Linked DNA regions of Homo sapiens: region 1 is linked to region 2. Evidence: read pairs that join two places in POLR2A ChIA-PET (ENCODE). Cell type or tissue: Caco-2. All regions are shown on one strand. Region 1 holds the start of LOC124907852 (a long non-coding RNA gene). Region 2 overlaps POLR1A (RNA polymerase I subunit A).

Region 1 (2,500 bases), 52 kb before region 2:
AGCTTTGGGCCCTGCAGATTCCAAAGAGGTGTGCTCCACCTGCGTGCAGGACTTCAGCAACTGTTCTGGGCACCTGGGCCACATTGAGCTCCCACTCACAGTGTATAACCCTCTCCTCTTCGATGTAAGTGCTGCCTTAGTTGTGTGGGTCTCCGGGCTGCTGGTGGGATTTGTGAGTGCTGCCTCTCTCCCACAAGAGTGGTCTAAGGAGGTTAAGCCCCAGGCACTCCAATGAAAGCATTCTGTAGAATGAGATTTTGAAGTTTTGAGCCAAATACAATAACTTCAACTTACCCTGTGGCCCTAAATAAATGAATATCAGTTTGATTCCAGTTGAATAGAGCCACAGCCTGATTCCGTTTGCGTGGAGGGTCGGGGAGAGTTCAGATTCATTCCCTACACCTTTTGTTGCAGGGGCTTTGTGCTCTTCAGAAATCTCAGTGGCACCTGCCTGGTAATAGAGAGAACTTCAGTGTTCTCAGGGTCTCCCTGAGCCCTTCAGGTGTCTCTATAGGCACTTGTGTGGTGGCAGGAGAAGCAAAGCCCCAGAAAGCCCAACAGTGAGGTCAGAATGAAGCTCCTGTTTAGAGTCATGCTGGTACATTTTCAGCTTTTTATTTCAGCTAACCTCACCTCCAGGATTTTTTTTTTTAAGCTACACATATGTTGGTATACATGGACATGATTTTTGTCTGTTAATCGTGTTAAAGAGAAGTGTCTTTTTTTTTTTTTTTTAAGACAGTGTCTCATTCCGTCTCCCAGGCTGGAGTGCAGTGGCACGATCTTGGCTCACTGTAACCTCTGCCTCCTGGATTCAAGTGATTCTTGTGCCTCAGCCTCCCTAGTAGCTGGGATTACAGGCACGCACCACCATGCCCAGCTAATTTTTGTATTTTTACAAAAATTACGGGAGACAGGTTCATCATGTTGGCCAGGCTGGTCTCAAACTCCTGGCCTCAAGTAACTGGCCTCAAGTGATCTGCCCACCTTGGCCTCCCAAAATGCTGGGATTACGGGCATGAGCCACCGCACCTGGCTGAGAAGTCTCTTAATTAAATCTTGGAATAAAATAAAGATATTTTTCTACCTCAGGTTGTACGCCCAAAGTAAATTTCAAATCTAAATGGATTAAAATAAAACCTTAAAAGAAAATAGAGGGTAATATTTATCTGGTTCTTAAGATAACAAAGGCCTTTCTAAGCATGTAGGCTGAAGTAGAGTTTTTAAAGGAATAGACTGACTACATAAAGAAACTTGTGAGTATACCGAAAATCACCATGGCTACTGTGTCTCTTTCTAATATCCTGTTTGTTTTTATTCCCTCTCTTCAGAAGCTGTACCTGCTGCTTCGGGGCTCTTGTTTAAACTGCCACATGCTGACTTGTCCCCGGGCCGTGATTCACCTCTTACTCTGCCAGCTGAGGGTTCTGGAAGTCGGGGCCCTACAAGCAGTCTACGAGCTTGAGAGAATTCTGAACAGGGTAGGTGGGTAGTGGTGGTCACAGAAATCAGAAAAGGCAAAGTGGTGTGGGGAACAAGAGATGCTTGTATGTTGTCCTAGTTACCATGCCGATAGTCATCAGAACGTTTGATCTTTATATCTTATAACTGGATACCAATAGCTGAGTGTGAAAACAGGAAGCTATAAGAATAATAAAAGAAATGTTCATAGAAACAATAGTGAAATACCATTTAATCCATTTATGAGCTTTTGCTGATTTTCTGGACCAAGGATTCAATCAAGGTTTATTCAATCAAAAGACATTGCTTTTGATTGTTACATCTCTTTGATCTGTCTTAAAGTAGAACATTGTAATGTAGAAAATTCTTTTTCATGATACCAACTTTTTTGGAGACTCAAAGCCAGTTGTCTTATAGGATTTCTTACATTTTAGATTGTCCGATTATTTCTTGTAATTAGATTCACATTTTGGCAAGAATACAACCTACATGATACAGGGTACTTTGTATTGCATCATTTTAGGAGGCATATGTCAGGTTGTTCACCTATTGGTAATGCTTACTTTGTTTACTTCTTGTATTTGGTTTTTTTGGTCTTTTTTTGTATTAACACATAATATTTACACATATTTTATGGGGTACATAGTGATGGTGTGATACAGACAGTGTATAGTGATCAGATCAGGATAATTAGCATATCAGTTCTCTCAAACATTTATCATTTCTTTGTGTTGCGAACATGCAATATTCTCCTTCTAGCTGTTTGAAACTATATTATTGTTAGCTATGGTCATCCTATAATGGTGTAGAACACTAGAATTTATTCCTCCTGTCTAATTGTAATTTTATCTCCTTTAACAAATCTCTTCCTGTTCCCCTCCTTTCCCTACCCTACTCAGCCTCTAGTATTCTCTATTCTACTTTTACTTCTATGAGATCAACTTTATTTTTGGCTTCCACATATGAGTAGGAACTTGCAGTGTTTAACTTTCTGTTCCTGGCTTATTTCACGTAATGTCCTCCAGTTCCATCTATGTTG
Region 2 (2,500 bases):
CAGGTTCCATCCTTGAGGGGTTTTGTTGACAGGAGCTTTCCTAGCACCTCCCTGAGAACCAGGAAGCTCAGCTTCTAGGGCTGACTGGGGATGCTAGGAGTAGGGAAGTTGTCTTCAGATGCATCTCAGAATGGTTTCTTGTCCCTCCAGTTGCCCTCTTCCCACCACCTCCGCCCACCCAGGCTCTGCCTCTCCTGTGTTGGGCCAAGTCTGTGGAATTCCAGGCACAGGCTAGAAGCCCCAGACTCAGAGCCCCCTTCTCAGCATCTCCCCAGGATCCCCCTGAAGGGGCATGCTTGGTTCTGCTGGCTCTTGAGCCAAGACAGAGCTTCCTACATGGGGCTTGGGTGGCATGTTCGTAAATGTGACATGATGCGGATGTTGGTATTCACGCTGGGAGAGGACCCAGGCCAGGCTCTGCTGGGCGAATCAAGGGCATCACCTTAAATTTTATTCTTCTCCAGCTTCTTTTTAGAATCACGAACTGGATCTGCCAGCCCCTCTACTTCTCCTTTTCCTTCTCCCTTTTTGCTGCTCTTTGGCCAATGAATGAAACCTCGGGGATCCTGGCAGAGGAAGTCCAGCGAGTGCAGGGCAGGGAGCACCTGTTTGACCTCTCAGGGGTTCCAGGGAAGGATTAATGCTGAATGAGGCTTTCTCTTACCTCGAGTGGGATTTGGTACTTAGGTCTGAATAAATATTCTGGCTGTATTGCTTCTGCTTCCTGGATTTACATCCTGATTCTGGGATTTTTAAAGAAGGTGAAGTCACTGACCACTGTGCTGATTTAATCTGCAGGCATGCATGCCTTTTGGCCTACACAGACAGTTCCCAGAGAACAGCCTGCAGATGATGGTGCAGTCGGGAGCCAAAGGTTCAACTGTGAACACGATGCAGGTATGTGCAGAGGCGGGTTGGCAGCTTTACAGGTGTCAGCAAAGGCAGGTGGGGGATAGCAGGAGGTGGTTTCAGTTTGTTCCCTATAAAACATGACAAGTAAAAAGAGGAAAGCGTGTAGAAATCACTACAGGAGCTAACCACTGTTAACATGCCAATGTTAAAGGCAGATGTAGTTATGAATATGCAGATGGGATATGTATAACGTAGATATATATTACAAATTTACAAACTGTACTATTACATATATTCACGTTATATAGATAAATTATGTATACTCACACAATTTTTACGTAATTTTGCATGATTGTTTCTTTCTTTCTTTCGTTTTTTTTCGAGATGAAGTCTTGCTCTGTCACCGGGCTGGAGTGCAGTGGCGCAATCTTGGCTCACTGCAACCTCTGCCTCCCAGGTTCCAGAGATTCTCCTGCCTCTCGGGATTACAGGCATGCGCCACCATGCCTGGCTAATTTTTGTATTTTTAGTAGAGACGGGGTTTCACCATGTTGGCCAGGATGCTTTCAATCTCTTGACCTCGTGATCTGCCCACCTCGACCTCCCAAAGTGCTGGGATTACAGGCATGAGCCACCGCACCTGGCCGATCTTTTCATAATATTAAATTATAAACATAAACATTGTCCTAGAGATTTCTTAACCTTAAACCTTGGTGACCTTGAGAGGGTCTAAAGGCCCACCCCATTGTCTGTTGAGTGTGACAACAGAAAGGCCGAAAGCCGTTAGGAAATCCCCTGACTACATCGAAACCTAGATATACTGCTCTCCTCCAACACGCCAAGAGTATTAACAGGCAGCTTTCTAAGCAAATAGCTCAATAGCTTGAGTTCCCATTTTGTTGTTGTTGTTGTTGTGTTTTGTTTTGTTTTGTTTTTAATTGAAAATAAGACAGAGTCTCCCTGTATTGCCCAGGGTGGTCTCAAACTTCTGGGCTCAAGGGATCCTCCTGCCTCAGCCCCGCAAAGTGCTAAGATTGTAGATGTGAGCCACCACACCCGGCCCTGAGTTCCCTTTTGGCTCTAGAATGTGAGGATCGCAATAAATGGCTGTTTCCTGCAGGCCTCTCTTTCCCCATCAGGACCCTCCAGTCCTTTACAGGTATAACATGAGATGGTTCTGAGACATGGCTCTTTTTATAGAGAGCACCCATTTTCAACTGACCCCAAATGTGAAAATCCAGATCAGTCAACCAAAGGAAGGTATTTTTTTTTTCTTAAAATGAAGGCTTCCTGGTTTGTTTAGAAATGTAGGTTAGCCTTCAAGAACTCGGTTTCCATGCAGCTTTTCTTCAAGGTCAGATTATACTTTCCCTGCTGGGACAAAGCACTGTTAAACACACATGTGGATCTTCAGTTTCCTGTGGATTTCCTGTCCTCCAGATCTCGTGCCTGCTGGGCCAGATTGAACTGGAAGGTCGGAGACCCCCGCTGATGGCGTCTGGCAAGTCACTGCCCTGCTTTGAGCCTTATGAGTTCACCCCCAGGGCTGGTGGCTTTGTCACTGGCAGGTTCCTCACCGGCATCAAACCTCCTGTATGTATTTTGGTTTTTCCATTTAGCTTTTTCCCTCATTTCTAGGCTTAATTGT

The links. Peaks named below come from ENCODE experiments on the same cell type or tissue, not always from the same donor. Only the 100,000 strongest peaks of a DNase experiment are listed, where the experiment ranks them.
Region 1: POLR2A ChIA-PET joins it to region 2 with 12 read pairs; 9 of 35 experiments call an interaction of 5 or more read pairs at or near these places.

Annotation. Positions count from the first base shown.
Region 1 is chr2:86,097,592-86,100,091 of GRCh38, reverse strand. POLR1A (RNA polymerase I subunit A) reads left to right here. Exons shown (of 34, transcript NM_015425.6): 2 at 1-124; 3 at 1,332-1,481. It overlaps LOC124907852 (a long non-coding RNA gene), which reads right to left and starts at 369. Exons shown (of 2, transcript XR_007087121.1): 1 at 295-369. In Caco-2, no CTCF peak of the experiment used is centred here; no DNase peak of the experiment used is centred here.
Region 2 is chr2:86,045,562-86,048,061 of GRCh38, reverse strand. It overlaps POLR1A (RNA polymerase I subunit A), which reads left to right. Exons shown (of 34, transcript NM_015425.6): 19 at 799-897; 20 at 2,293-2,445. Among named protein-coding and RNA genes, the nearest start is that of POLR1A, 59 kb to the left of the region's middle. RefSeq lists an enhancer at 1,632-2,500. In Caco-2, no CTCF peak of the experiment used is centred here; no DNase peak of the experiment used is centred here.